2 separate regions of the Homo sapiens genome follow, and region 1 is linked to region 2. Evidence: chromatin loops called from intact Hi-C (ENCODE). Cell type or tissue: Panc1. All regions are shown on one strand. Links, peaks and the distances in the headings refer to the core of each region. The heading gives the core; the rest is flanking DNA. Region 1 overlaps PTPRD (protein tyrosine phosphatase receptor type D). Region 2 overlaps PTPRD (protein tyrosine phosphatase receptor type D).

What was found. Hi-C counts contacts between places; a loop is a spot of excess contacts. Peaks named below come from ENCODE experiments on the same cell type or tissue, not always from the same donor. Only the 100,000 strongest peaks of a DNase experiment are listed, where the experiment ranks them.
Region 1: a loop joins it to region 2, with 5 times the contacts of the local background. A loop is called at or near these places in 31 of 110 quality-filtered maps.

Annotation. Positions count from the first base shown.
Region 1 is chr9:9,934,859-9,951,961 of GRCh38, forward strand. PTPRD (protein tyrosine phosphatase receptor type D) reads right to left here. Exons shown (of 46, transcript NM_002839.4): 5 at 3,649-3,752. Among named protein-coding and RNA genes, the nearest start is that of PTPRD, 670 kb to the right of the region's middle. In Panc1, for the core only: CTCF peaks have their summits at 8,159 (motif pointing left) and 8,358; a DNase peak (open chromatin) is centred at 8,133.
Region 2 is chr9:9,597,103-9,614,205 of GRCh38, forward strand. The region is part of intron 7 of PTPRD (protein tyrosine phosphatase receptor type D); the gene reads right to left. Among named protein-coding and RNA genes, the nearest start is that of PTPRD-AS1, 750 kb to the left of the region's middle. In Panc1, for the core only: no CTCF peak of the experiment used is centred there; a DNase peak (open chromatin) is centred at 9,732.

The DNA of each region.
Region 1 (17,103 bases), core at 5,116-13,115, 340 kb after region 2:
ATCAAAAAGCTTATCAACCATGATCAAGAGGGCTTCATCCCTGGGATGCAAGGCTGGTTCAATATATGCAAATCAATAAATATAATCCAGCATATAAACAGAGCCAAAGACAAAAACCACATGATTATCTCAATAGATACAGAAAAGGCCTTTGACAAAATTCAACAACCATTCATGCTAAAAACTCAATAAATTAGGTATTGATGGGATGTATTTCAAAATAATAAGAGCTCTCTATGACAAACCCACAGCCAATATCATACTGAATGGGCAAAAACTGGAAGCATTCCCTTTGAAAACTGGCACAAGACAGGGATGCCCTCTCTCACCACTCCTATTCAACATAGTGTTGGAAGTTCTGGCCAGGGCAATCAGGCAGGAGAAGGAAATAAAGGGTATTCAATTAGGAAAAGAGGAAGTCAAATTGTCCCTGTTTGCAGAAGACATGATTGTATATCTAGAAAACCCCATCATCGTCTCAGCCCAAAATCTCCTTAAGCTGATAAGCGACTTCAGCAGTCTCAGGATACAAAATCAATGTACAAAAATCACAAGCATTCTTATACACCAACAACAGACAAACAGAGAGCCAAATCATGAGTGAACTCCCATTCACAATTGCTTCAAAGAGAATAAAATACCTAGGAATTCAACTTACAAGGGATGTGAAGGACCTCTCCAAGGAGAACTACAAACCAATGCTCAAGGAAATAAAAGAGGATACAAACAAATGGAAGAACATTCCATGCTCATGGGTAGGAACAATCAATATCGTGAAAATGGCCATACTGCCCAAGGTAATTTACAGATTCAATGCCATCCCCATCAAGCTACCAATGACTTTCTTCACAGAATTGGAAAAAACTACTTTAAAGTTCATATGGAACCAAAAAAAAAGCCCGCATTGCCAAGTCAATCCTAAGCCAAAAGAACAAAGCTGGAGGCATCACACTACCTGACTTCAAACTATACTACAAGGCTACAGTAACCAAAACAGCATGGTACTGGTACCAAAACAGAGATATAGATCAATGGAACAGAACAGAGCCCTCAGAAATAATGCTGCATATCTACAACTATCTGATCTTTGACAAACCTGACCAAAACAAGCAATGGGGAAAGGATTCCCTATTTAATAAATGGTGCTGGGAAAACTGGCTAGCCATATGTAGAAAGCTGAAACTGGATCCCTTCCTTACACCTTATACAAAAATCAATTCAAGATGGATTAAAGACTTAAACGTTCGACCTAAAACCATAAAAGCCCTAGAAGAAAACCTAGGCATTACCATTCAGGACATAGGCATGGGCAAGGACTTCATGTCTAAAACACCAAAAGCAATGGCAACAAAAGCCAAAATTGACAAATGGGATCTAATTAAACTAAAGAGCTTCTGCACAGCAAAAGAAACTACCATCAGAGTGAACAGGCAACCTAAAAAATGGGAGAAAATTTTCACAACCTACTCATCTGACAAAGGGCTAATATCCAGAATCTACAATGAACTCAAACAAATTTACAAGAAAAAAACAACCCAATTAAAAAGTGGGCGAAGGACATGAACAGACACTTCTCAAAAGAAGACATTTATGCAGCCAAAAAACACATGAAAAAATGCTCACCATCACTGGCCATCAGAGAAATGCAAATCAAAACCACAATGAGATACAATCTCACACCAGTTAGAATGGCGATCATTAAAAAGTCAGTAAACAACAGGTGCTGGAGAGGATGTGGAGAAATAGGAACACTTTTACACTGTTGGTGGGACTGTAAACTAGTTCAACCATTGTGGAAGTCAGTGTGGCGATTCCTCAGGGATCTAGAACTAGAAATACCATTTGACCCAGCCATCCCATTACTGGGTATATACCCAAAGGACTATAAATCATGCTGCTATAAAGACACATGCACCCGTATGTTTATTGCGGCATTATTCACAATAGCAAAGACTTGGAACCAACCCAAATGTCCAACAATGATAGACTGGATTAAGAAAATGTGGCACATATACACCATGGAATACTATGCAGCCATAAAAAATGATGAGTTCATGTCCTTTGTAGGGACATGGATGTAATTGGAAATCATCATTCTCAGTAAACTATCACAAGAACAAAAAACCAAACCCCACATATTCTCACTCATAGGTGGGAATTGAACAATGAGATCACATGGACACAGGAAGGGGAACATCACACTCTGGGGACTGTTGTTGGGTTGGGGGAAGGGGGAGGGATAGCACTGGGAGATATACCTAATGCTAGATGATGAGTTAATGGGTGCAGCGCACCAGCATGGCACATGTATACATATGTAACTAACCTGCACAATGTGCACATGTACCCTAAAACTTAAAGTAAAATAATAAAAAAAAATAAAAAATAAAAAATAAAAAATAAATTACTATATTGGTCTCTTTTATCTTTTTTCTCTATATACACATAAAAGTTATCTTATAAAGACATTTTAATCCAATTTCTAAAATTTAAATATATGCCTGCTCCTTCTTTCATGTCAGAAGTATTTTTTCTCAAGCATGTGTTTTAATAGTTCCATAGATAAATAAAAAAAAAAAATAGTTCCATAGAATTTTACTATTAGAAAAAATATTTTATAAATTTTATACAAGTATATATTTGGGCTATTTATGACTATAAAAACATAATTCTGTTTAAATATTTTCAGATATTCCTAATTATTTACTCACATTAAATCACAAGATACAGAATTGCTATGGAGGAGGGATTGTTGAGGTATTTCATAAATAGACCAAATACTTATTACATGTTTCTTGTATCTATTTTATAGCATTTGTCCTAGTACTGTTGATGAGTTTATCTTCTTTACTATTCTTTGAAACTGTGGAAGACAGATTGCATGTGAATTACCCATAAGTTATGTGTAGGCCCACCATGTAGTTCTTACAGTGTATGAAAATCATTTAAAAAAATAAGCTGTATAATACATATATTTCATTCCCTAAACTGTTATTCTATTCAGTTTACCAAAGTTTCATATTAATGTTTCTACATGATGTGATTAATATATTCTGGCTATGGATTTCTGAAGGTACAGACTCAGAGTGGATCATAACTGGAATTGGAGGCAGAGATCTTACCTCTTGTAATTTTAAGACTGGTAATCGAGGAGTCTTTTGAGTTATTGGATTATCTGCTTGCCCTTATTGCCTAACTCTGGAAATGACAAAACCTGAGGTCCTGAAGGGTTACTCGGCCCTCAGGTGATTACCAGTAAGGTGGCACTGAACAATGTGTCAGTTGAAATGCTTAATGATAACTCTGGTTTCCCACTCTGGATCACTACTACAAACAGCTTTCAGTCTTATGAGGTTCTAGCATTTACTCTACTTCTAGCTCAGATATTTTGATCCTCAGTTCAGAAAGAAATCCATTCATAGTTACCTGTTCTACAACTTGAAATTAGGTGGATTAAAAAGTATATGCATTGACCTAAAGACACTATCGAATTTTAAAATTATACTATTTTAAAGAAATGCAGTGTTTTCGTATTTTGAAAGCGTAAAAGGGTTGATGGAGTTACATCATTAATTCTGTAGATAGAAGTCCAAAAAATACACATCTTGTGTCATGGGAAACTAGCATACCCAGTCATACTGAACTCACCTGGAGCCGAAGCCCATCGCTTCCCTCGGTGCCAACATGCTGTCAGTCAGACACCTCTAACTGGAATATCACGGGCCAGGAACTGCTTGCCTTTTATTTTCCACCTGGAACAAAACATAGTGTCAGTCATTTCTTCATGTTCCTTGAAGCACAATAAGATATTCATTATGTTATCTTTTCCTGTCACATTAGACACTCATTTATCAGAATGCTCAACACAAAGGAAAGAAGTATAAACTCTTCACCTCTATAATTTACATCTGAGGGATTAATATAGCACCTGTATAAGTCAAAGGGACCATCTATATTTTATCTCCTATAAAATCTTCCTTATAAAAGGTTATTTATTACTTGAGCACAATCATTCCTATCCATTTGGTATAAGTAATTGATGCGTTAATTTAAGAAGCCATTTTCCATATAGTGTCCTTGGAAACAGTAAATCAAAATACATTTTTAAACTCCAGAGAGAAGCTGATGTTGAAAATAATTCATTTTCTGAATTCCTTTTTTTTTTTTTAACCATGAAAAGGAATCTCAGTAGGAAACAGAATGTGATAATGCAATTGCATTAGTTTTATGCCTATGCTCTTTTGTATTTCTCAACTTGAGAGACACTGATAAAGAACACTGATGTTTTCTCAAACGCACCAGAGTGTTGCTACTATGGAAATAGACCGCTTGACCTCATGATAAAAATTATAGGCTTGACGAAAACCATAGAGCAGGGCTCCTGTATGAATGGAATGTGCCAGGTAGGGTCTTGTACTGCACACAAATAGAGCTACTGACCTTTAGTATTTTAGCCTTGCTCCAGTTTGGTAGACAACTGGGTGGTTGTAAGGAACTCTAAAAATGCAAGAGATGCAGCACTGTAGCAGTCTTCTTGTGGCTTGTGCAGTCTTTGATTTGTCTATGTCTGCCTCCCCAAGATTTGGAGTTTGTTGCTGAACTGAATTCATGATGAAGATCCTGCAATTTGGTGACCTCCTTTTTGATGCTCACTGCTTATCTGAATCTTCAAAACCAGGATTGACCAGGTCAATAAAACCTATTTCTTGATCTAACTGCCAGAGTACCCATTTACCTCTTGTTGTACCTACTTGGTATTAATTGCTTGCTTGGATCATCACCTGATGCCTGGTAACACCCTCTGTGAATGAATCATGTGGCTCCCTGTATTTTGGTAAATGCAGTGAAATCTGTCTTCTGGTGTCAAGCTTGGAACCACTTATTTTGTCTCATCTTGCTAATACTCATTTAGCTTAAGAGTTTTTTCTATGCAGTACGATGTGAAGGGCTCAAGAAAGTCCCACCAGAATTGCTTAATGTAAATCAAACCTTAAGAGCAAATATCATTCTCTCCTTGTAGCCCTTTTTAATCTCAGATCATTCTGGAATCCACTTTATCACCTTCATTTCTTCTGCTACTGCCACAATAAACTTTCATCAGTTCTCACTTAGATAATAACTTCCTGAATATGGATCTTGTGCCAGGTGAAAACAGATGGCACTTTCAAATTAGGGTAACTTGAGTAGAGCTTAATAAAGAACTCATTTATAAAAGTGTGGGCTGTATGTGGGGAAACCACAAGGAAGGTATGATGGAGTTGATACCATCTCTAGACTTGCAGGGATGAGGGGAGTGAGCAGTTACTGACATCTAAGAGTCAGATATATAGTGGGCCTCTTGGAGAGGAGCAATGATCTTGGTTTGGGAGTCACAGGTAGCGTAAGATGGCAGCACAGATGGAAGTCTGAGGATAAAGGATAAACCCCGCTCATCTTCTCCCTTACCTCTGGTTTCTTGACTAGACTACCTATGGGACAAACCTCACTGGAAGCCTGAGTGCTTTGGAGCCTGTCAATGAACTCCATCAGGCTAGTTGCCAGGGGAATAGGATAGGAAAGAAAGAGTGAGTCTAAAGGAAAAACGGAAGAGATCCAGCTAACACTCTTATGCATACTTAATGGGGTTTGAAATTAGATTTGAGTCCTATCTCTACCTAGATGTATAATTCTAGACCGATAACTTTTATAAATCTTGATATCATTATCTGTACAACAGAGATAATACATTCTTCTGAGTTTTGTTAAATTAAATCGCATAGCATACCTGGAGGCTATAATATTAACAAAAGTGTCAACAGCTCTCCTGTTGAAATACAAAAATAAATCAACAAACACATATATGCTCCAGTCATGCTGAGCTCTTCACCACTTGTTCTAATTGATCATGTATTTTCAAACTTCTGCACTTTCGTAAGGGTTGTTCCCTCCGCTTAAGAATGATTTCTCTTCCTACATTTCAACCCTGATTTGCCTAGAAAACTCTTGCTCATATTTTACAATCTATGAGATATGATCTGAAGGCTTTCTCCAGCTTTTTAATCAAGAAAAGGTGACCATTCCCTTCTTGTTCTTCCATGGCACACAGCTCTCCACAAATCACTTAGACCTGGGGGTGGGCAAGCTTTTGGCTTCCCTGGGCCACACCAGAAAAAAAAAGAGTTGTCTTGGGCTACACATAAGATACACTAACACTAATGACAGCTGATGAGAAAAAGAAAATTCCAAAAAAATCTCATGTTTTCTCATGTTTTAAGAAAATTTGTGAATTTGTGTTGGGCTACATTCAAAGCCGTCCTGGGCCGCATGCTGCCTGTGGGCTACAGGATGGACAAGCTTGATTTAGATCATGCCTGGCTTCCTATATGACTATGAGGGAAGGGAAAAGCTATGTCTGACAGATTTGTATGCTCAAAAGGTGGTTCACAGCCAGGTTCTTAATATTCAATAAACATTAAGTGAATGAAGAAATATGTGTATCTTATTTTAGACAGTCTCACTCTGATGCCCAGGCTGAAGGGCAGTGGCATGATCTCAGCTCGCTGCAATTTCTGCCTCTTGGGTTCAAGTGATTCTCCTGCCTAAGCCTCCCAAGTAGCTGGGATTACAGGAACCCAGCACCACGCCTGGGTAATTTTTGTATTTTTAGTAGAGATGGAGTTTCGCCGTATTGGCCAGGCTGTTCTTGAACTCCTGACATCAAGTGATCCACCGGCCTCAGCCTCCCAAAGTGCTAGGATTACTGGCGTGAGCCACTGAGCCCAGCCAAATGTGTATATCTATAATAAATTTGTCACAATGTAAGGAAAGGGTTCAGTAACTTCAATCCTCTTTTCCCAAAGGACAGATCGGCCTGTGACAACTGGTGCATGGTGGAGAGTAGAACAACTCTGAAGAAGAGGTCCCAAAGGAAACTCCAGTCACTTTTGTAACTTTTCTCTGGGAAGCCTTGCTGGAAAATTCATGTCATTCATTCCAAGGTTGCCAAAAGCACTACAATTGATTGATTTCCAGAAGAAAAATCAGTAGTTATTAGCTAACTATGACAACAAATACTTCTGTGTATATCTAATGTATTTGAATGATTTAAAATAAAGAGTTGAATCTCCAACATTTTCTGAAAGCCCAGCCAAAAGTTCTACCCCACAATTGTTAAAACATTTATTCCATTTTGTGACTAGGTAATGAATTCCTGTGAATCATGAATCTAAGCCACAGGAAATAGTACACAGGACAAAATATTACTCTCACACTTGCCTCCATGCTTCCCATTTCCCACCCTCACCAAAACCACATTGATTGGCATCTGTGTGTCTTTGCAAAATTTCCTTCTGGAAATACAAACGAATACAACCATACATATATTCTTATTCTCCACCTCCTTTAAAAAAATTCAATGATTTACCAATATTATGGGTCTTACATTTTTCACTTAAAGTTAGGTGGGCATTATATCAGTAAATAAAAAGCATCTTCATCATCTTCATTATTTTCAGCTTTATGTTTTTCTATTTTACTGATATACCATAATTTAACCAGCACTCTCCCCAAAACGATTTAAAAAACCCCTTTACCTATTAAAGAGTTTATAATAAATTACTATTTATGCATCAATTTGTATATAAGATGTACATCTGTAGAATAGATTTCTATAAGTATGTGTAGGAAGGTCAAGGGGCAAATGAATCTGTAACTATCAGATATAGTGCCCAATTTCCTTCCTTGAGAATCAAACTAATTTGTGCTTCTACCGACAATCTACAAGATTGCTTGGGTGGGCCGACTTCTACAATTTTGCAAATCTTACAGGTGAAAAGTTTTATATCAATGCTATTTTAATTAGCATTTAAAAAATTATAAGGTAGTTTGAGCATGTTTTCATAATATTTAAAGACATTTGTGTGTATTTTTCTGTGAAATTTGTTAATAGCTTTGCCATTTTTTATCCAAGTTGCAATTTATAACATTCTTTATCATCCTATACATTTTCAAAATGAATGAAAGCCATTAACTACGTCAGCAAAACATTGCTCTGAGTTGTTTTTTTTTTTTTTTAAAGCTTTTGTCCCAAGCTTTTCTTGCAATCCCATATATGAAAACTGAAAATCACAAAGCGGTGCCACAGTGCCCTCTGGTGGCATTCTGCTCCATTGCATCTTCCCTGCACTAACTCGGGGCAAAAGCTGATAGTGGATATAGCTGGATGTCAGTCTTACATAGGCTGTTAGCCTACCCAAGTCTCCTTGGTCCTGAGACAATATCGTAGTACAATCAAACTCAAAATGAAGACATATTAGATCTGTTTTAACCCTTAAAGAACCAGATTAGTACCTGGAACTTGTTAGATATCCTAATAGGCAGGATTCATCTCCTTCCTAGTTGTTACAAAAGATGGCCTTGGAATATTTTGTCAGAGGGCTGCAGTGGAGGTTTATTCTAGGCAGTCAGGCTCTGCTTCATTTTCCCCTGTACAGTAGTCAGATTAAAAGGGCTATCATCACTCTCTGGAATTTTTAGTATTCAATGTATCACAACGTCAGGTCAGTAAGAAGTTTGAAATTCATTCATTCATTCATTCCCAAAATATTTGAAATACTATGTGTAGTGTTCTAAGTATTTGTCAATTATGTTATTGAACAAATCAACAAAAATTACTGTCTTCATGGAACATATCTTCTAGTTGGAGGAGACAATGAATAGCGAACATGTAATTAAGCAAATAATATGCTATATTAGAAGATATTAGAAGCTGTGGGTTTGTGGCTGTTAGATGGCGATATTTTAGTTTAAAATAAAAGTGTAGTCATTTCAAGAAAGCAACATCTGAATAAGAATTTGAAGGAGGTACAGAAGCTAATTGTGCAGTTCTCTAGAGGAAGAGCCTTCTAGGAAGTAGAAACAGCCTTAAACCCATAGCATGCTTGGTAAGTACAGTAGACAACTGAAAAATCCTTTTTCAGGATTAAAGGATTCTTTTTTTCCAAGCTGCTGGGAGTGCTGCTGGACTGCTAGCCCCAGCTCTCATCCCAATCTGCAAATTGCCCTAAGCTGTCCATGCTCCTTCACCAATGTCTCACTAAATATATCTTCCTACATATTTCATTAACAGCTCCATTTTACTTTTTCTTGATTTTTATCTTCATGTCAGAGTATCTAAAAGTTGGAAAACTCAAGGCTTTAGTCTTCTTTTCTTTTAAATGAGCCCAACGACTGGTAAATACAGAGGAGAAAGGCTTAGCCTGTTAGTCACAAGACAGAAAACCTTCCAGTGACGTTGGCTGAAGCCTTTGTTGAGATTGCATTGCAGCTCATCTTTCCTGTTTGCCCATTCTTGCTTTGTTCCCTTCTCTTTCACAGATGTCAATCACTACAAAACTCCTTAACAACCTATAGTAGATATCTACTTATAACAATCTGTCTCAGTCCACCTATTTGAGGAGTAGTAAGGTATCCAGTGTGCAGCTGACAACTCGATACAACATTTATTCATTATTTCCATAAACATTTTTTGAGTATCTACTATGTGCTAGCACTAAGGCTGGCACTTAAAATACAGGAGTACAAATAAAATGCACACACATTTCTTTCTCCATATGAAGCTTTAATTATAGTAGAGAGTACAAAAATTAAATAAGATTAATAAAAAGATTAATAAAAAGATTTTTTTAATATGGGAATGAGGTAAATTCTTACTAAGGCAACATTTGAGTGAAGACCTGAAGGAAAAAAGGGAGTCAGGCATGTGTATAACTGGGTGAAGAGTATTCCAAGAATAGGCCACATGAAGAGCAAAGTCTAAGAAGAGAGCATACATAGATTGCTTAAAAACAGCAAGAAATCCAGCTTTTTTTTTTCCAGTGGATTGAATGAGGGAAAGACATGAGGAGAGTAGGTCAGGGTAATGAGGAGACACATAATCTAAATTTGAGTAAGTTATTTTAAAAACTGGAGACATTAGCTTTTACTTCAAATGAAATGGAAAGCCAGTGGGGTATTTTTTGAGTAGAAAGCAGAGAAGGTCCAGTTTGGCCAGATGTAGAGATGAGACTGAAGGAAGTTAAAATGAGAAGCAGAAAAACAACAAAAAGGCCTACTGTAAAAGTCTAGAAAAGAGATGAATATGACCAGACAAGTAGTGGAGAGGTGTTGAGAGGTAGCTAGAATATGGATTTGTCTGAAGGTAAAAAGAATTTGTGAGCAGATTTGATGTGGTATGTTAAAAGAAATTGATAAAGTATAACTGTATAGTTTTAGATCTATGTAAGAGGTTACCATTTTTCAGTTAAAGTTGATTACCAAGATAGTGGCTTGGATGGGATTATTAGGAGATCCACGTGGAAGTGTCAGTTGTAAGATGCCCGTTAGGCATTTGAATAAAACTAATAGGGAGGTAAATAAACCTGAGATTACGGAGAAAATATGCCTGGAAGCATAAATTTGGAAGTTATTAGGATATAGGTGGTATTATAAACATAGAGATCACATGAGGTCACCAAAGGGTGATGAAAGGAAAAGAGATTTAAAAGAAAAGAAGACTAAAGCCTTGGGTAGTCCAACTTTTAGATACTGGTGATATGAAGATAAAAATCAAGAAGAAGTAAAATGGAGCTGTTAATGAAATATGCAGGAAGTCAGAGAGTGGGGTCCCAGAAGCCAACCAAAAACAGTGATTCAAAAAGAAGTGTTCTCCTGTGTCCAAGGTGGCAGTTAAGTAATGCAAGTTGAAGAATTGCACATTGCACATGCAACACAGAGCTCATGGGTGACCATGACAAGATGTGCTCTAGTAAAATTGGAGGAGGATGCTGGATTGTAATCAAGATAATTTAAGAGGGGAGAAATTAGAGTACCTACATATATTATTTTCACACATAAATAGAACACTTCTGAAAGTCAACCAGATTTATGCTGAAAAGCAAACCTTAATACAGTTCCAAAAATTGAAATCCAATAGACCATGTTCTCTGACCATAATCAAAATAAGTTAAAAATCAGAAACAAAGAGCACACACACAAATCTATACGTACCTGAAATATTTTTTAAAAGATGGTTACTGACATTTGTAAATAACCAAAGAACTATTATTGTAAAATTTAAAATGATACAAATTAAATGATATAAAATTTAAAATGATACAAATTAAATGATATAAAAACTACTATATGTTAGAACTTGAGGAAGCCTTTTGGATCCTTTCCCAGTTGGGAAAGTCATCCTTCACTTTCCCAAGCTGGACACTGTTTACAGAGGAGTACTTAAATCTGCCATGCATACTAAATCATTACCTTGTACCTTCTAAGATAATAAGGCTTTGTGGTTTTCTTCTTCACTAGATTGCAAGCAGCTTAAACACAAGCAATTATACATCTTGCTCATTCTCAGCACTTGGCAAAATACCTAGAAAATAGGTGGTACTCAATACTTGCTTATTTAATGAATGGGTAAAAATGTGTGGACAATTAATCATGTTACAATAAGTATAACTGAGAGATGCACAAAGCACTACATATGGCTGAAAACATCTAGCTTAGTGAGTGGCATGTAAGAGGTTATACGTTAAATTGTGTCAAATTAATTAAAAAATAAACTCCCTCTTCAAAGTAGCTGCAAAATAAACTTACAGAAAGAGTGCAGGGTTCAATAGCTGATTATTAGTCCCCAGTAGGGATCCACTTCTGATTCTGGCTGTGACTTTTTGCCTGGATCTTACCGAGGCACACTCTTTTTGCAAAGGGAAACATATTCTTTCCTTACTGCAGGTCTCCAGACCACTGCTCCCCCAACCCTCCTGCATCGACACTGGCTTCTGGGAGAACAGCTTGATCAGAGGAAAAACTGGGAACTATCTCGCACAATACAGAGACCCTCTAATGTAGTAACAGACATCTAAGCTCTAAAAGCACAAATGTTGTTTTACTTCAACTCATGCCTAAAATATCAAGGGATTTTAACGATAGAATTAAAGCAAAACTCAAGTAGTTCCACTGAAACTTAAAATATGCTTTAATTGAAGTGCAATATTATGTGAAGCAGAACTATGAATATTTGCTGACACATTATCATTTTTACAATGCAAATGACAGAATGAATAACGATTATATATATTAAAATCCTGATTTTGGAAGCCATGCATAGAGTTCTATTTGCTTGTGAAGATCAGAAAATGCCTTAGAAAAATGAAGTTTTTATCCCAAGAGCCCCAAAATACCACAAAAGAAATGATCTTTTTATAAAAAATAACTTGGAAGAACTGAAAAGTTGACACGTCCCTTTATCATGTATTCCTATATGTACAAGAGGCATATTCAGTACAATGAGTAGTTCAGCTATACAGATACTCTCTCATTTAGTTTTCAGTAAGGTACTTTGGAATATAATGGTACATTTTAGATATCCAAATTCTTTTCTAGTTATACTTAACATGTGCTCTGGAGATTATATATATATTTTATATATATATTATATATATTATATATGTATTATATATATAATATATATTATATATATTATATATATATTATATATATTTTATATACATATTATATATAATATATATTTTATATATATATTATATATATATTATATATTTTATATATTTTTATATATACTATATATTATATATATTTTATATATATTATATATATTTTATATATATAATATATATATTATATATATTTTATATATAATATATATATTATATATATATTTTATATATATATTATATATATATTATATATATAATATATATATTTTATATATATATATTTTAAATATATATTTTATATATATATATATACACCATGGCATGTAGGTAGTAAAAGGTCAAGTTAGATTTTCGTTCTGATTTTTGGTTCTAAGGACTAAAATACTTGAAGTTAGCACTGTTGTGAGAAGTTCATCTTCCAAGAGACTTTTCCTATAACATGTATGAACCTAAAAAAAATCCATAAAGAGATTCAAGTAATGGTGCCTACTAAGCTTATTTTGTTAAATCAGCCATCCCTGACAGTGAATATATCTATTTTTAGATAGAATGAATCAAGAAAGACAGCCTTATAGGGAGCAGATCAGTAGGGAACTTCATTTGTCTAGAAGTTATCTACGAGTTTCCTTGTTGCAGGAATATCCTGGTAGCAAGATTTTTTTCTTCTTGACTTTATGAAGAAGGGAGATAGATGAAGAAAGGTAAAAATGAAGACAGAGGAAAAAGGAGAAAGCTCAGAACATGAAGAGTAGTCAAGATTTTTATTGTTGATTATAAAATGTGTTACTATTTATTTGCCTTATGGGGTCTGCTCATCATTCAGGGCCCTATTCAAAGTCACCTTCCTTGTGAACATGAGGCTATCCTCCTAAAGCACAGTTTTTGTTCTATTACTATACTTATGAACTGCACTGCCATTCTCTATCAACACGACTTTCACTGTATCTCAATTTTTAAAAAATGTGACTATCTTCCCTCAATAGATTGGGATATTCTAGGAAGGGATGTGTATTCCTTATTGCTGCCACTCTTCTCCCAAAATTTGGCCTCACCGTACTCCATTCCCAATATCAAACAACATGCCTGAAAAAGAATAAGTCTTACTGAATCTTTGGCAAATAAATGGCAGGTGATGAACATTTTAAAAAATGTGAGACATAAAGGATAATAAAAGTAAAATGTAGAGATAAATTAAAAGTCCAATAGCTGCACTTTTAGCCTCAACTCTTTAGTGATTGGCTTATGTATCTGATGACACAATATTCTGCAAAACCTTTTTTCCCCAAAGGTTAAATTTTAAGGGTAAGTATGCAATACTTAGCCAAAATTGTAAGAAGTGTATTCACTTAATTTCTGTAATCCAATGGCAGTAATTCTAGGGGCATTGTTAAAAAGATAAGAGAAAGGAGATTTATTAGCCTAACCCAATAAATAGGTAGTATTATATTAGATCTGATCTCAACAGTAGGTATAAGGGCAAAAAAGATTGAGTAGAGACAAATTTTATGACAATAAAAAGATAATTGCAAAGAACAAGATATGGCAGTCAAATTTTGAGCTATTTGAAATATAAATAAAGCAGTAGCATTATCTAAATAAATTAATATTACAGTGCAATGAGAAACACTATATCTGATGCAATGTCAGCATGGGGGGGCCTAAGATTTCTGTGGTGGGATAAAGGGTGAAGAATACGAGAAAACAAGATGTAGAGCAAAAATTATAAGAATTGTTCATATGTCTCAAAATCAGAGAAAGTTCAAACATAAGGGGAAGAGATGGAAGCAATTATTTTATGTTTAATTACCTCCTCCATGATCTGTAGAAAATATTCCTTAAAAAGTGTTTCATTAATGTTTATGAGTTTCTCATTTTTTATATTTTCCACAAAATGGTAGCCATTTTCTAAACACTTTTTAGAGATTTTAAAAATTGAGACCAAAGCAGTGCATCTTACACACCAAGGCTTCCTAACCTTTAAAACATTATAAGACTTAAAAATTATCTCCCATTAACACCTTCTTAATTATTTGATGAAATCCACATTCTATGATGTTTTTTATTTTTAAATTTAGTTGATTTTTACCAATAAGCAACAACTTACTGATTGGGATAATCACTCTTGTTTTCCTTCCTCCATCTTCATGTGGATACTTCTTCTTTGCAACAGCCCTCGTAGGGAGTTAATGATTTATTTTCCCAGGGATAATGCTACTCACATACCAAAGGGAAAAATCATACGACCTAGGTTAAGCCAATCACTACATCCAGGCTCCTAGTCCTACTACGGAGTAGGCATTTTCTGAATCTCTACACTTTCATTGGAAACTCTGGCAAAGAAACAAACAAACAAACTAACAACAACAACAAAAAAAATGCTTTCTCATTCTTGACGAATGGGGAGCAAGTATGTAGACTCAGGTCATGTGTTATCTTCAGATCAGATGTGACATCAACTTTAGACTGAAGCCAACACTCTGAAGAGCAAGTAGAGATCAAAATAAAGGAAATTGAATCTTTGATGACCGCATTGAGTTATTGAATCATGGCTCTTCTGAAGCCAGTATTATCAAAAAATTTGTTTGTAGGGTCAATAAATTTCCATTTTTCTGTAAGTCAGTGTGAAATTGATTTTTGTTTCTGCAACCAAGCTATTTCCTTAAGTTTGATTCTTAACATAAAGTCTCTTAGTTATTCTTAACGTACCATCATAGTCCAGCCCATAGATATCAGACACATTTCCTGTATCACGTCAGGTTTCCCTGGCCTTGTTTTTTGTCCCAGCTGTCACTGTGACAACGACCTTTGTGTGAACTGTGGCTGACTTTATGCTGACCTAACCTGATAATGATTTGTCTTAAACCTGTGCAACACACCTCTCGTCTTCTCTCTGGGACTTCCATGTGACATCCAGATGGGGATGCTGTGAATTCTTGTTTAGACAGCAATTATGTGCAATGTAGAAGTGTGGGGAGTTCATTTCCCAAGAGGCACAACTTTGACAAATGAGCTAGGGAAGCTGGTGGAGAAATTTCTCACTTTTCTTTATTTGGACCAACTGTCTTAAGACCTAGTTTATTTGGCTTTTAAGAAGAAAGTGGAGGCCGGGCGCGGTGGCTCACGCCTGTAATCCCAGCACTTTGGGAGGCCGAGGCGGGCGGATCACGAGGTCAGGAGATCGAGACCATCCTGGCTAACACGGTGAAACCCCGTCTCTACTAAAAATACAAAAAATTAGCCGGGCGAGGTGGTGGACGCCTGTAGTCCCAGCTACTTGGGAGGCTGAGGCAGGAGAATGGCGTGAACCCCAGGGGGCGGAGCCTGCAGTGAGCCGAGATCGCGCCACTGCACTCCAGCCTGGGCGACAGCGAGACTCCGTCTCAAAAAAAAAAAAAAAAAAAAAAAAAAAAAAAAAAAAAAGAAGAAAGTGGAAGATCAAACTATCTTTTATACCCCTGAATCAATAATGCATCTTTTTATTATTTTCCTCATTTTTCCTTCCCTCATTCCTATTACATGGGAGTATGGTCTCAAATAACAGTAGCAGCACATAATTTCTGTTCTAATTTCTGGGAAAACTAGGTTAAAGCATTTGAAATCAGGCATAGCAGCAGAAAGCTGACTCTAAGAATAGAATTTGGGGGCTGGATTACTCACTGGTATGAAAGTAACAAGAGATTCTATTTCTGGTAGTAGCTGAGGTGATGATAATCCATGGCATGTAAATGCGTCATAAGTACCAGGAATTTTCACCTCAGGTTAATTAGAATAAGATGTAGGAGGAGGGTGAAATATGTATATGTAGCCCTTTAATGTTTCAGGGACAATGGAACTATGAGGTCTAGCTTCTATTAACTGAATTAGAAGCTTTGAGGGAAAAAAAAGTGATAAGTCTTGGGGCATCCATCTCCAATCTAAGGCAAGCTATAAAAGCCTAAGGGCCTCAATGGCAGTGTTTGAAGATATTCTTATCTCCTAAAATTAAAAGGCCGACTGTGTTAAAAATTAGACCTAGGTTTTAATTATGAAAGTGGTAGGCCTGTAAACACCATCTAGCCTTAATATATTTATGACAAAGCTATGGCTCTTATTGAAAAAATGAAACAAAATTCATGAGAAACTATGTCCTAGGGAGGGACACTTGAGCGGATAAGCATTAAGAATTTTGAACCCCTAAATTCTTCTGAATCCTCCTGGCTGTTAAAAACAGCACCCCCCAATGTTTCTGAGTAAAGTTTCCCCTCCCCTTGCCTGGAGGGCATACATGGATATTATCTGAGATGAATTTCTTACAAGTTAATGTCGTTCTCCTCAACATTCCTTCCTACAGCCCCTCTATGCCTTCAGGCAAATAACCAGGGTGAGGTTTCAGTATACTTTGAACGGGGAAGTATAATTCTGCATCAGGAGGAAACAGATTATACATCACAGGAAAGGTAGTGCCTAGCCAGTATTTATAGCAGGAAACAAGATTACATATGTAGCAGTCAATTCAGTTTATGGGACTAAGGTGGCGGAGCAATGTAAAGACTAATATGAAGAGAATTTATTGATACCCATCATTTACTCATGATCTTAATTGAGTACTTGGGTAAGAACACCTGGCCCTGGCCCAAATATA
Region 2 (17,103 bases), core at 4,958-12,957:
GAGACAGAATAGGCCTTAAACATCTTCCTGCTCTCCAACACTGTGGAAGCAGGCTGAGGGTGGGGGGAATAAAAATCATCCTTAAAACAGAAAGTGGATAAAGAGAAAAGGCCAACAGATATAACCTCCCCCACCGCAGGATATCATCCCATCAAAGTGGGAAAGGGAAAAAGACATACATTTAAACAAAGTTAACAATGTTCATAGCTATATTGATGTTGGCACAAAATTACACTGAATGGAAGACAACTTATACTTTTAAATGACTAGCAAGTCATGGGAACTGGCTTAAATTCCATCGAGGAATAAAGGACCGGTTCCACAGATAAGTCATTAAGCTAAAGGAAAAATAAAAACATAATGAAGTTACTTTTAGAAAATATCCCTTGAAAACTGATTGTTCAACATGATTATTATAAAGAATGTCTGTTATAGGAATATTCAAGAGGAAAAGTACCGTAGAACTGCAAAAACGAAAGCAGGAGAGAATTTTACAAAGCTGGGGGAAGTCAACAGTATCACATATAGTAGAGAAAGAAGTCAAGAAATGGGACATTAAAAAGGTCACTGATTTGTGGAAAAAAGATATGTAATTGATGGAGAAAAAGTGGAGAAAATAGTTTCAGCTCAGTAGTGCGAAGAGACAGGTGAACAAGAAATAAAGGTAACAGATACATGTATATATTGGAATATACATATTCATTTGAGAAATTTGGCAGCAAAGTAGAAAAATAATAAGATGTTAAATAAAATGGAGTATGCGAAATCCTAAATAAGCAGTGTTGATAAAAGAATAAAATCTTTCCCTAATTTTCTGTGATATCCAAACTAATGTTTTTGTTTATTATATTTTTTCATCATCACTACATTAAGATTAAATGCAAAAACCATGTATCCTGATTAAAGACCTTTTTCCTGCAAACTGTCCTGCCACTTGTACAGGACTTAAGTTGCTGTCTGGCTTGGGCAAACTGCACACAGTTAGTACATTTGTACTACTACTATCCCCAACACTCCTTCAAAACCAAGAGACTCACGACTAGAGGCCTCAATTCCACCATGGCACAGAGGTACAAGAATAAGAGTAAAGGGGTTGCCAATGAGAAAATAGCCCTCCTTCCTCAAGGTGGACACAGTCCCACATCAGGGCTGAGTTATGCCTTTCTTCACCCCCTTGGACAAGATGCCTTAACTACTGTATATGGTAGAAGAAACAAAATAGAAAATGGGGATGTCGAGTAGGAGAGGGCAGAGAGAAGAAAAAGGAGAGGAAATCCTGCCTTTACTATTCTCTCTATCCTGAGCTCATTATTCTTGGAAACCATTGCCCTACTTCAGAATCCCAACTCCACTTTGTTAAAAAAACAGTTACTTTTAATAAAATAATTTAAAAATAATAAAAAATGTTCATGGTAGAAAATTATGAAGTTATACAGAATACAGTTTTTGAAGAAGCAACTACTATAGACCTACTATAGACCTTTTGATTAACTATTTTATAGACCTTTTAAAACTTCTATTTAAAGAAGTCTTACAATTTTTTTGTTATAAGTTATTTACAAAATTTATATCCTATTTTTTCACAGTATTAAATGTTTATTTCTGTCCCATTATTGGTAAGCATAACTTTTAATGCCTTTCCCTCACTTGTCCCATATTTAATTAATCAATCTCTATCACAGTGGCTTATAAGAAAGTGATTTGTAAGAGGTGGACTTGAGTTTGAATTCTGGCTTTACTAATTCTCAGCTGTGCCATTTTGGCCAAAGATTTCCTTCTGAAGCTTCAGAATTTTATGATCCAGAGTGCCCCCTGTCTGACATTTTAGCTCATCATCACAGTTCTTGGTTCCTAAGCCCCTCATATTGTACTCTTTCGAACTAATACATGAGAATAATATTTTTACACTGCTAGAAAAATGGATGATACAATGGATGATAAATGTTTTTGCCCAGAGATTATCTAACCACATCATAATAAGATCTTAGAATATTATTTAGTACCCATGACTCTATACAGTAAATGAATATAATTATTACTACATTTCTAGAATCCAATAAAAGGTGACATTATATGAGTGCTTTACATGCTAGGCACAATGCTAAAGTAATACCCTTCTATTATCTGAGTCCCATGATAATGTCATAAATTAGTAACTCTTCCGATGCTCGTTAGGAATATAGGGAGACTCAGCCTTAGAAAGGACACACAATTTACAGATGCCCACTGGCTCTTTTAGTAAATGTCTGAGTTGGGATTTTATCTGATACCAAGGCAACCACTAAATCCATGCCCTTAACCAGGAAGCCTCAAGCACTCAAGCCCTTACCCGATGTTCACCATAACAGTGTTGGGCTTCCTGGGCTGGGTGTGGATACAGCCCTTCCTCCAATATCTACAGTCTCAGCTTCTGGAACTTTTTACCTTGGCTGGTGTTACTCATTCTATTCTTCAGGTATCTTAATTTCTTTGTTTTCATATATTTATCTTTATCTTTATGTGTTTCATTCTGAGTAATTTCCACAAATTTATCTTCTACTATACCATTTTTTCTCTTTGGTTTTATCCATGTCTTAATTCATATTTCTAAAATTCTAATTGCTATAATCAGTATTTCTAGAATTCCTGTAATTTAAAAACACTGGCACATCTCTATTAGCAAACACAAGCTTAAAAATAAAATAGAACATAGGCTGCCATTAACAATATAAACAAATGCTATTAAATATCTAGTTATTAGTCAAATAAAGAATATTTAAAGACTTTATGAAGCAAATTGTAAAACTCAATTTAAGGATATTAAAGATCAATAGGTGAAGAAATATGTCAACTGACAGAATTATTTAATATTGTTACCATCTCAATTGTCCCCAGAGTATTCCCCTTGCTCTATGGGCTTGTTTCTATAATAGGTAAAATGCATTCTAAATCCAAGCAGATGAGTTACAATAAATTTTTGAAACATTGCAGTTGTTATCTGAGGACTGATCTTATGTTGTTTATGTGTGCGGTATACACCGACTAATAATTTGGGGGAAAATGACACGATAGAGGTACAAGAAAGCATAGAAACAAGAAAGACTTTCTAGCAAGGTCTTTGTGACACAAATTATTTGCCAGGATAATAGTGAACTTTGCAGTTGGAACTTAATAATGGCAGGAGAGGAAGTACAATTAACAGGTTTAAGTAAAAAATGTACACACCAGTATGTTTCTTTTTTGCACAAGCTCACAATGAAAAGATACAACTGTAATAAATTATTTTCCTCTGAGGATACTACTCATGGATCATTATGCATTCATTCATTTCTTCATTCATTCATTGTATTAGCCCCCGTTTTAAGGTTTAGGTACATCATCGAGAATCAACATTCTAGTCTGGCACACTGGCATGTGAAGACAGCCATTTATTTTGGTTTAAAAAGTGTCTTACGAGGTGTGTGGTGTTCAAGAGGAAGGAGGCATAAACATAGTTTGGGTATCTGTCTGTCAGCCCTATCTGACAACCAAGAGGCCCTCCCCTACATGGAGCTGGCATCAACTGTTTTGTGAGTTCCCTTTAACTGTTCTTTCTTCTCTGATTATTCTATGAATCTCACAAGCTATGGGTAGTATTGAATAACAATTATAACAGAACCGTCCATCCTTCCGATTTTATTCACTGGATGCTAACTTTACACATATATTTAAAATCCTTTTGTACTAAAATGTTACTGGTCTGGCTTCTAAATAGTTGCTGTGATAAGGATGTGTCAACTAATAACACAAACTATATTTTTTCTACTTGTATATTTCATGATATGTTTGGTTTTTAAGGTGGCTTTCTTGTTTTTGGTTTGTGATGTATCTAAAACCACCTGGCCATTGGTAATGAGACCTGGATATTTTATTTGAGAAATGGCTCAAAAATATGACAGGAAGAACACAATGCTGACAAACTAATTGACGAAACAAAGAAAACTCATTGGTATCACACAGGATAAATACACTGGGAAAAGAGATTAATATATGTGTGTGTGTGTGTGTGTGTGTGTGTGTGTGTGTGTGTATGGGGGGGGGAGAGTGGGGAGAGAGAGAGAAAGAAAGAGATTTGGAATTCAGTAATTAACTTGCTATAATATTTGAGTTATAATTACTTTTGATAAAAATTTTCTTTTTGCATGGTCAAAGATGAAGCTTTGTGAGATTTTAAACTTGCAGTTCAAGCTGAAAATTGACACTGATAGTTGCTAATTTTCCAGGAACAGTGACCTTCACATCTGTACTCTGTAGCTAAATCAGGGAACTGTTACAGGGAAAATTACAAATGTTTAGAAGGAATTGATGGTTATTGTTTCACCATATATAAACATATAAACAATACATGATTAGAGCCAGATCATAGATAGAGTCACTGCTGCATCCTAAAATGATAAAACCATGAACAATCTATTATTTTTGGAAGAATGGAGTTAGAGATATTTAGATCAGCAATTCAATGCTCAAATTTACATTCTCAGTTTTTTGCTCAAAATTAACACTCTTATTCTTAATACAAGATATATGCAGTCATCATAAATATGATCCTTGATTCAGTAAATAATAAGGGACTACTGTGTATAAGAACTGTTCTAGATGTGCTTTTGAATAGAAAAGGTTAAGATCATTGTTCTGGTGGAAACTACATTACAGCAGGTGGAGCAGACCATAAACACTAAATATAATACAAAAGTAAATTATGTAGTACACTAGATGGTGAGAAGTCTATGAAAAACAAATAGGGCTAAAGAGGATTTAAAGTCTTTGGGGTGAGCATGTAGAGAATAAATCATTATAGACTCTTGGGTCACCATATATCTGTGAATTCTATATTTTCTACCACTACATACATAAAAGTAGTTTTAATTGAAGATTGGCAGATTTGTGTGTATGCATATGTGAATATTTTTGTAGGCAGATGATCTACTGGTTTCATCAGACTCTTGATGGAATCATGTTCTAAAATTAAAATGATTGAAAATTCCAATATTTTTTCATAAAAGCAGACAACATTGTTCACTTCATTCCTATTACCTTTGCTTTTCAATAATTGTGAAAACCAGACTTTTTGAAGAAAACTATGTTATCATTAAACATGTTAATATTTACTTTCAGTCTGAAAAAATATACATGATAAAATGCATTATACAAATGATTTAGGCATTTTAGGCCTTTTCAATTTGAAATGAAAATGAACTTGGAAATATTTAATATAATAACAACTACAGATCCCTCTAATATATTTAATTTATATTTTTAAAGCAATGGTCATTTAAAACAACATTTTCTACAATGTGTTAAGTACGTGGTGAAACAATAACCATCAATTCCTTCTAAACATTTGTAATTTTATTCCATATAAGATTATATAACTTCAGTTATTTATATCTAAAAGAATAAGAGTAATTCCTGTCTCAAAAGATTGTTACAGGAGTTAAATGAGGTAGTACCTGAGTACCCTCATCGCTCATTATATTCCTTTTTATTTTTAAATAATACGTACCTATCTTTTTTTCATTATTACAAAAAATAGATATACAAGCATTCTTTTGTTGTGATGGAGTCATATTTCACATGTTGTTTCTCTAGTGTTACTCTATCTTATTCCCGTCTGGATAAAAGATCTTGAAATGTTCTTTCATGGAGATGAAACTGCTTTCCTCCTGGTCTTCTTCTTTATAATGAGGCCTACGATGCCAGTCATAACTGGTTTATTATCTATTCCCTCAAGCTATGTCTATGTGAATGATTCAGCAACCACATATTATAAAATTCTAAATAATTTGAATAAGAAACAACTTATGATCCTGGATAAAATTATTTTTTTAAGATAAGCAAATTGGCTGCTATATTTTGAAAGATTAGGTTGTGTTACAAAATACACTAGTAAAAGAGTAAGAAAAAAAAAGACTAGTTCCCTTAAAAAGAATTCTTGATTGAAATTAATCTGTGAACGTAATGATTAGGATAAAATGCTGCTAATATATGGCTAGAAGGAAATAAGAATGGGCAATGCATAAGTGAGATAAATTGCATAGATAGGGTTCTTCTGAAAGGGTAAACATTAAGACTGAACATATGTGGTCAGTTGCTGTCGGAATAGCTTTATGTTGTCCATACTAGACAGGAATGGGGCAATAGTATGAGCTCCTACACCCCTTGCATAGGCATGAGTCAGACACATGGTCAAAAAAAGTATAACAGACTAAACAAATTCAATAGCTGTGAGATGTTTAAGTACCAGCTTTGAGAATCAGCTATGGTACCCTAATTTCAATGTAATTAGAAATAGCAAATAAAGGTTATATAAGCCATATTAGGCTATAAACCAGAGGTCCCCAACCCTAAGGACACAGACTTGAACCAGTCCTTGGCCTGTCAGGAACCAGGCGGCATACCCGGAAGTGAGCAGCAGGCAAGCAAGCATTACCACCTGAGCTCCACCTCCTGTGCCATCAGCAGTGACATTAAAGTCTGTATAGGAGCTCAAACCCTATTGTGAACAGTGCATGTGTGAGGGATCTGAGTTTGGAGCTCCTTATGAGAATCTAATGCCTGATGATTTGAGGTGGAATAGTTTCATCCAGAAACTATCCCCACCATGTGTGGAAAAGTTGCCTTCCATGAATCAAGTCCCTGGTGGCCAAAAGTTTGGGGATCACTGCTATAAAGTATATAGAAATCCTAGAACTTTTAGTAAGAGTAAAAATCTGTGAAATACATTTTTTTTTTTAACTTTTATTTTAGTTTCAGGGGTACAGGTGCAGGTTTTTTACAGAGGTCAACTGTGTGTCACTTTTGGTGTACAGATAATTTCTTTAACATAAATTTCAACTGACACAAAGCAAGAAATACAACTCATTAAAATTTTTTTTAAATTTTATTTTTGCTGTGAAATATACTACTTTTAACTAAAAATTTTGTGGCATTAGTTTGATTAATATAATTTTGCTTTTATTACTAAAATTTCTTTTTTTTCTGGGAAAAATAACAGCTAAGTTTTGGAGAGTTGATCCCTAGTTTTTCAGATATTAGAACATAAGCCACTGATTAAACTGTCTAAATGCATCTGGGCAATTCAATACTATTTCATTGAAAACACATCCTGTAGAAATGCAGAATTAATCTGTTCACACATTTAAATGTATTTCTTTTAATTCATTAAAATATGACAGGCACAACCTTGAAAATAAAATTTTATTTATCAAAGTCAATTAATATTCAACTTAAGCAAGGGTATAAGCATATTTTGTGAGGGAAATATTTGGCCTTTGTAATCTAAATAATTTATACATAAAATAAGAGAGATCAGTGGAATTTTAGTTCTGATTATAACAAATTATTTGTATGTTTTAGAATGTATGCTTTCTGTTAAATAAAGGTGTTCTAACTTTTAGTGTAAGAAATCATATAAACTCTTTTTGGAAAACTTTAAATATTCATTTTGTTCTACAAAGTGTTCTTTGAACTTGAAATTTTGCTGTGGTCCAGTCCAAAACTACCATTACTACTACATTTTATTTTGTCAAAAATATTGAGTTTTACATAGCTCGTTATGATTACATTTTTAAACCATATCTATATGTATGGGTGGCAAATTTAAAAGGGTATTTGTTTGACAAAGTCAAACATCATCCATTTCTATGGCTAAAAGTTTACATTTTTGTTTTTAAATCACATGTTTTGCCATTCTTCAGTGTACTACCATAGGAACATAGCCTAGAATATCAAAAAAAGAAAACTATTATTAAAGAACAAAAAAAAAAGAGAGGTATATTATGACCACTTTCTTAAAAACTTTACAATATTATTTTAACAGGAGGTGGTCCCTGATATTATTTGTGTAAAATCTAATGGGCCAGAGCTTATTCTCAACTGTGAAATATATGCTCATAAACTCAGATTGTTGCCTTTTTATTTCTTTTTAATCTATTTGAATGGAACTTACAAAGCATCTATTTTCATCTAGCAAAACATTTCCCTTCCCATTTACCCAGTAGATTCACATAACGTATACACTGGAACATTACCATTATTCCCTGGGTCTACATGGCAATTCTGCATTAGACAATATTCAATAATACAATACTTTTCACAGTGAAATAAAGTAAAATTTAGAAAACGATTCAGTGTACCTAATATGTATAAAGCACTCTGCTATGATTGAAACATGTTTAGTATATGTGGTCCACTTTTAAAATTTCCTCAGATATGTGCAGTCCCTGACCTATAGTGTCTATGTCATTGGAAGCTATGAACTCCTTAAATGAAGAAATAAGTAGGGAAAAGTCATGCAAAGAAGTGGAACACCTGCTTCTACGTATATTGTCACTATATCTTTAATAAATTTTTGGTTTCTTTATATGTTTGCATGTGTTATAAAAAACATGGTTCCCCACAACAAAAGTTTTCTAGACTATATGGTTTGCTAATGATTTAGACTTTAACTTGTAGGCAATGAGGAGCCACTGTAGATGTATCATTATGCAAATTATATAACAAAATTTGTGTTTTAGGTCATCAATATAGAGGATGAACTAGAAGTTGAGACTGGAGTCAGGGAGAACAATTAGGAAGTGAGGCCAATAATACAAGGGCAACAACTAGATTTGAAACTCCTTTAAAATTTTCAGTTGTTACAAATGCTTGTTATTATTATTGAGATTAATGCTTCTGGTAATTAAACTTTCTTGGATTAGTTGTAAGAATGATTTGCATTACACGAATTTCCAACGATAACGGAACTTGTCATAATGAGGCTCTTTTATGTTATAAGTAAAGGCCAAAGTGCAAAACTAAGCTGCTGCTTGACTATTTTGCACTACAATGGTTCGGCTGTCATTTAAATAACTCATGCTAAAAAGGAATCTGTTATTATATTAACATCTCTTGATACTACACAAAATGCTTCAAAACTGTTCCACAGTTTCTTTTAAGAGTGGCCTTGAAGACTAGAATGAATTTTCCTAGATGTAACCTAATTTAAATGGCATATAAATCTCCAATTTGCTATTTGCTTGTAGATAACCATAAGCACTTTAATAAGAAAATGTAGGTGTCATTACACTCGGTCAAACTTACTATTAAATGCCTAATAGACTTAGACAATTTTACATCCTTTATCGATGGAGATGTCATTAACAACAGACCCTGGAGCTATTTCCTGAATTTCACTCTAAAATCAAAGCATATTATCATTTTCTGGTTCTATCTCATTATAATTAGCTTGGTCTTAAAACAACAGCAATTTCTTTAAAACATAGTGTGTGTTAGAATAAAATCTGGTGTTTTTTTGTTAACTATAATTAGCTTTCAGGTATTTACTCTCTTTATCCCCGTCCATCTCTATACTCTTTCCATTATTAAATTGTGTCACATGGCTTGTATGGCGATCTCCCAATATTTGGGAAGTTATATTACAATATCTGGCAATCTTGGCAGAAAGCTGTGCTCTATATGTTAAATTAAGGAGTCTTTAATCATATAAATTCTGTGGAAAAGCAGCCTTAATATTCCTGAATTTTAGCCTGTAGAAAGGACAGACCCTTTATTATGTATTTATACTACCAACCACCAGGGGGTAATAGAATACTCTAAAAACAAGGTCGACTAACTTCAAGAAAACAACAGAAGTTCTTACTAAATGGGTAGATAGAGGTGGACAAATACATTTCTTAGCACCTAAGACAATAAATGATCATCAAGCACACACAGATTGTGTCTGACTATCCTCCAAGCACAGCCTGCAAGCTATACTTTCGAGAATAGGTTCGCCTAACAATTAAGGCAGACAGGGCTATCTGGAAAGCTAATTTTGGTGCAGTATCTGATTACTCAGCACTGCTAAAAAAAAAAAAAAAAAAAAAAAAAAAAAAAAAAAAAAAAGTGTTTCTGCCATGTCACCGACCAGCATAATTCAGAGGAATTCACCCTTAAATGGAAACTCCCCAACACAAAGCACGTGGCCTGTAACACTCTTTATATTTAGGTTTACACAGACTGAATGCAATGAGTTATTTATTTATGCACATCAAAGCCCTCTGAGGGTGAGGATTAGAAGAGTAGCAACATAATTTTGATGACTTAGAGCATAAGTTGAAAGAATCACAAGTAGTAACCCAATCACACTGGAGTCTATGGGGATTACTGGCCATTTCTGTTTTTACTAATGGGTCTTTTATCCAAATAATAAACGCTTTTTAGAGAAAAATCATAACAGTTTAAATGTTTTAGTTCATACTATGCACTGGACACTATATGCTCCACGAATCTAACAAATTAATTCTCACAACAAGCTGAAGAAAGAGAAATTATTAATACCTGTGTTCTACAAATAAGGAAACTAGCTGAAAACCAAATAGCTATGGTGAGGTGGGATTTGATTATTTGAGTCTAACCACTTTCTTTAAGAAACCAAAAGATGCAAAGTTTATATGTCTTCTTTATCCATCCTCAGTCTATCCAGAAATATCAGGAACAATGTGAATTTGAAACGCCTGAGAGGAGAAGGTTTAACCTCAGAGCATCCTGCAAACCCTTATCATTCCTGACATTGTGCTTTCAAGAGTCAGTTACCACTATTGTTATTGCTGATGTTATTATAATACAAAGAATAGACTGTTAGTAAAAAAAAAAAAAAAAATTCATTGGCAGACGTTTTGAGGGATGTATCTCCTGATAGATTCCGAAGGCTTGCCCCAAAAGAGCTTCAAGGGTAACCAAGAAAAAGCTGTCAGGTGGGTAGTGACTGACAAAAAAAAAATTTAGAAAACGCACTTGAGCTGTCCTCAGTCAAATACACCCAGCAGATCCTGCATTCGGATAAAGGGCAGCTTGGCAGTGAGGAAACAGTCTGGATTTGGGAGAGCAATCGATGGGTTAAATTCTGATTAGAATCAGACTCCACTGCTTACTAGGCAAAACATCTAATCATGAAACTCAAAGAGGTTAAGATCACTGGCTCCAAAATCAGTTCAGCTGCTTTGTTTTCTATATTTGAAAAATAGAGGTAATAGTAGTAGCTACCTCATTGATTGACATAAGAATTAAGTGAATCACCTCATATGAGGTACACAATATAATTCCTGACATGGTGCTTTCAAGAGTCAGTTACTACTACTGTTATTGCTGTTATTATTATAATTGCATTACATTAGTATCATTTTTGATGTACTAAAGTAATATATACAATTTTAAAGCCTCTGGTGCATGGTTATTTAACCTTATTGATACATCGTCTTTGTTAAACCTTTTAATACTGTACTAAAAGTTTTTAAATCTAGGCTGTCCAGTAAGGGAAAATTTCTATTCTTAAAAAGCTGAGTGACTCCTCAGGTAAAACATTATTTCTCTAAATACTTTTCTCCCGCATAAAGTAACCAATGGTCCTTTATGCCAGGGGCATATTTTCCAGAAGACTAATTGGCCCCACCTCTAACCAACTATTTAGTGAATAGAAGGTAGACATGTAGAAGAACAAAATGTCATCCTTGAGGTTGTGGAGATGATCAAACACTGCTTCATTCTGGCATAGAATCCTTACAATTTATGTTTTTTGTCTCTGCACCTACTCAGAATTTCTACCCAGTCCTCAAGTGACAGCTGTGGCACACAAGCTAAAGGCACTTAACTTGCTTCATGATTTCTTGACCAGCTCTTTATTAAGAGTTAGATTTAGCAGGGTTTGCTTGATTCCTTGGTCGATTATTCTGTACATTACTTCTAAGAATTACCTTCTTTCCTGACTCATTGCCTTTCATATGCAGTCTCCAACACTTCATTTATTGTTTATTCTTTATTCGGAGGGAAAAATACTACTTCCCTTTGTTCTGATTCTTTATTTTTCCTGTCTACTTGCAAACTGCTAGAGTATTGTGATTATACCCAATTTCTCAAATTCAAAATGTATTATGTATTGAATTTTCTTTAAAAAATGAAATATAGATCTGTGAGTCTATATTGCTTAAGAAGTGAAGAAATTGGACTTACAATTTGTGCACATATACTTAATTTTTCTATATTCTCGTAGTGATTATCCCTGACATTTATGAATCTACATTGATTTATTAAGTGAAAATTTTAAAAGCCCAATATTTAAAAACTCAGCATGTACTTAAAATGATGAACCTAAAATAGAATCATCTGATTGATCATCAATAAACCCGACAACAATTCAGTCTGAGGTTGTTTCTATATACATACCTAGAAATTTGGAATCTTTCTTTAAACATTTCCCATGCTACCTTAAAAAAACAAAAACAAAACAAAAAAACAGAAGCACAGACAAAAGAAACTTTGGGAAGAAGAGATGTATATCAAGTAACAATGTGAAGGTGTTTTTTGTTGTCGTTGTTTGTTTTTGGGACAGAGTCTCGCTCTGTAGCCCAGGGTAGAGTGCAGTGGTGCAATCTTGGTTCACTGCAACCTCTGCCTCCCAGGTTCAAGCAATTCTCGTGCCTCAGCCTCCCGAGTAGCTGGGATTACAGATGTACGCCACCACACCTGGCTAATTTTTGTATTTTTAGTAGAGATGGGGTTTCCCCATGTTGGCCAGGCTGGTCTGGATCTCCCAACCTTAAGTGATCCACCCGCCTTGTCCTCCCAAAGCGCTGGGATCACAGGTGTGAGACACCGCACCTGGCACAATGTGAACTTTCATAAGCTTGAACTCTCCCTGTGGGAAAACCAAATCCTGTTAGGCTGGTGGGTTGTGTTTTGTCAATTCAGCGTGTAAAAAACACTGTGAAAATGTACATTTAAAAAGTAGATAACTAATTTATAAAAAAATAAGAACATTTAGGCTAATACTCCTGATTGGCAAAATTATGTGAAGATGAATATCGGCGGCCCCTTCTACTCATGGCATATATTTACCAAATGCCTGGTGGGTCCCTTCTTTCCAGCCTTCTCCTCTCATTTATGTTAGTAGTCTGGATTCCGTAGACATTTTGGCTTGGGGGACTACTGACATAGAAATAAAGATGTGCCAAGCTCTGACAATCAGCTATAAACCAGTAGAAATACGTTAGGAATCTTTCGAAAGGCTTTTATAATGTAGCGTATTTCAACGTAATAAGAGCCACGATGAAAATGAGGATAATTACCCACTCAGTCCTTGAACAACTACAACATTATGCAGCCATTAAACATATTTTCAAAAAAATGCCGTATGAAAATATAAACAAGATTTAGTTAAATAACAAAATTAGATCACACAGTTGTAGGTAAATTAGTATTGAGTTATATTATAAAGAGAATTAAGACTACATTTGCACTAGCAAAGCAATAATATCAACGGATTGATAATCACTTAGAAATGTGCTAAATCATGCTAGGGTAACCAATTCTAGGAGCAAGGATTCATATTTACACATTAATTGCAATTAATTATATTTTCATTGAATTTTTTTAGGACAAATTAGTGAGACCAGTATGCTACCTTGGAATAGATGGGGGAAAGTGAAATATTATTTTACAAATATTGTCTAAACTTTAAGGTCTACAGGGGATGTTTGAAAACTTGAGAAGGATGAAAGATGACAATTATCTGAGATTTATGAAGACAGTATTGGTTAAGCAGCATTTTAACTAGTATAATTATTGTTCTGATTACCTTTTTTTAATCATAAAAGTAATTCATTCTCATTGTAGGTGATTGGAGGATAGACAAAGGTAAAAATAAGAAAACAAAAATCATCTGTAATTTTATCAACAATATTTATTAGTAAAAGTTTTGAACTTTCGTTTCCAGTTTTATTTCTGCTAAAACAACCCACATGAAGACCAGGGGCTACCATTTCACTGACCAGTATGTCCAAGCACCTAGAACAGTGATTGGCAAAAACAAGCAATTAGGCACTCAACACATTGATTGAATATGTAATTTCAAAATTAGTCTTCTATTGTACCCTTAATTTTGTGTGTAATTCTCTCTTTTAACATCATATTGTAAACATCGTCCTCTATCATTTAATGTACAAATACAATACCTTTTAATATGGCTACATGATGTACCATAATTCCTTCTGTTGAATATTTAGGTTGTCTTCAAATTATCACTGTCATCAAAATGCTTCAGTGAACATCTCTGCACATAAAGCCAGTAGCATCTGATTATTTAATGATGACATATAAATAACAGAATTGGAAAATCTAGATCAAAATACGCAAATGATTTAATATGTTTTTGCTATATGCCATACACATATCTCCACCAGCAGTGAATGAAGAGCATTGATGCTGACCATTATAAATTTTTTTTCAAATTTTGCAAGAAAAATAAATAGTATATAATTGTTTTGATTCGTAATTATTTAATTACTGATAGTGCTGAATATTTTTGTATATGTCAATAACATCATCTTTAATTGGAAATACTGTTATTCTAAAAATTTAACATAGAATCTGATGTATAAAACATTTGGATGTATCTAATCTGTATATGACTATAAACATAGTCATATATATTTTCATGCTAAATAATGTTATTCATATTATATTGGTCATCCATAGTTTCAGAACACACACACACACCCACGTGTGTATCCATTGTACAATCATTGACATATGTATGTATATATATTTATATATAGTCTGATGACACATGTATATTTATTGACTGATGTAGAAGTATTTAACAGTAAAAATATTAGTGTTGATATGGTTAAAGTATGGAATATTAATTCCTGGTTTATGTTACACATAAAAATGTAATTATGTTTCAAATAATAAAGCTATGCTCATTCTCTCTCTCATACGCACTTTGAACTGGCATGAACAAAATCTCCTGTAGTAATTTCATATACATAAGACTTGACAGACACTTTATATACTTTCACAAGAATTTAAATATATCAGATATTTTTTAGTGTAAAATTAGAAAAAATAATTTAACATGACTATCAATATATTTTAAATTTTCAGCTTTGAGAGACATAATTTATCTGCTATTTTGATAAATTTTATCTATATATAATGAAAATATATGTAAATGAATATAGAAAATTGTGTAATAAAATTGAGTACATATTTACATTAAGTTCCTTTTTTCTTTTTTTATTTGTGGAAAGATGTTTCATTATACCTATCTGTAGGGGGAATAAAAAAAACAGTACTGAAGCTTCTGAAATGAAGTTAGAAAGGTGGTCTTGACTGAGTTCTCAGATGCGAATAGTACAGCTTGTGAGTATGCTTACTGTTCACAGAAGCCCTCTGCCCTGCCACCCCACGACACAAATCTGGTTGCTGCTGGGCATATTTCAAATTCAGAATCATGTAACTAGCAGCAGATGTGTCTGTCTGCAACTGTGATAGGCTCCATCTGCAGTTTGCACCTGTTGTTTTGCTGAGGCCAGAGTGCAGGTGTGCATATAAAAACTCAAAGGGCAAGTAGACAGCAAAATTAAGGAAGTGGTTTTTCCTCTCTCATGATCTGCGTTCCTGTTTTCTTTCTTTCCTTCCACTTCAAAAATTGAGATGCTGATGGAATCATAACCTGTGGTCAGCATCAGCCAATTATCCTAAGATAGTAATTATTGTAATTTTTCACTACAATCTTTGAAAAAAAAGGAATATAAGAAAAACAAATTTGAGAGCCAAAAGAAAAAAAAAGGAGATACATAATTCTTCAAGAGCAGCCTCTGCTTGGACTATTTTGATTCATGTTGATATAAGAAACACTTTGCTGTCAAGGGAAATATTGCTAGTGTGTGATTACATATTCAGAACTTCATCTATTTTTAAGAACATATTTTGTTTAAATATAGTTTTGAAAAACAATACTGAGATATTTTCTAGGGTATTTACATGGCCAGTTCTAGTTTTAAAATCACACTTCTGTAGACCGGTGGTTCTCAAACTTTATTGTACATATGAAGCCACTGCTGATATTGTTAAAATATAGATTTAGGGTAGGGCTGGGGCCTAAGCTTCGCCTTCTGAACAAAGTCTCATGATGCTGATGCTGCTGGTTCAGGGACCATACATATAATAGCTAGGCTGCAGTATACATACATACATATATATATATATATATATATATATATATATATATATGATTGCATCATATGAAGCATGTGGAATAATTTTGAAAACTGTGAAATCATTTAACAAATATAAACAATTTAAATATTAAAACTTTTCGATTACATTGATAATGAACATAATTAATGATAAATCTAAAAAACGTCATTCAATCAGTTATTAAATTATCACATTAGTGTTTTAAGCATTCAGCTATCTTGAGAAAGACATTGGCTTGAGTTCTAATGATAATTGCCTTCACGATCATTGTCCCTGGGTGTGATAGATAGATAAGCATTCTGTTCTTTTTGCCATCTACTTTTGATACATTCTTGCCCTTGTTGTGAGTTTCTTCATGATGTTTACAGAAGGATCTCCCAAATTCTCCCTTCTTCTTTTAGAGCCAAGAAGTTACAAAGCATATCCTTCATTGATCTCTTTAGTTTTTCTATTAAGTTGAACAGCTGAAATCTTAAGTTTATTTGGATCTCACTAATATATCGGTCTTTTCCAATCACATTTTTCTCTTACTCATTTCTACAGTAAGTATGGTTCATGGACTAGTAGCATGGGCACCAAGTGACAGCTTGTTAGAATCTCAGGCCCACCCCCTAGTCTACTAGGAGCCTGTATTTTATAGAGATCCTCGGGTGACTTGTGGGCACGTGAAAATTTGAGAAGCAGTGCTCTGGATAACACTTCTAATAATAAAATATAAATCTCTACTTTAACCTAGATTTAGAAACATGCCTAAAATCAATGGGAGTTTTGGAGACAGACAGATAACTCTTCAAATCCCAGCTGTTCAGCTTTTGAAATGATGCTCTGTTACAGTCTCCTCACGGTCCTCATCAATAATACCTTCTTCACATGTTGTCATAATAGAAGTGTGATGAAAATACAATGTACTCAGTACAGTGTCTGGCATATAATAAATAATCAATTGTTGCTAAAAACATGTATATACGTATGTGTGTATAAATATATAATATACATATATTTATAATTATAGATAAAGAAATTAGAGGAAGGAAAGTTTATGATTGCCAGAGATTACAAAGTGGT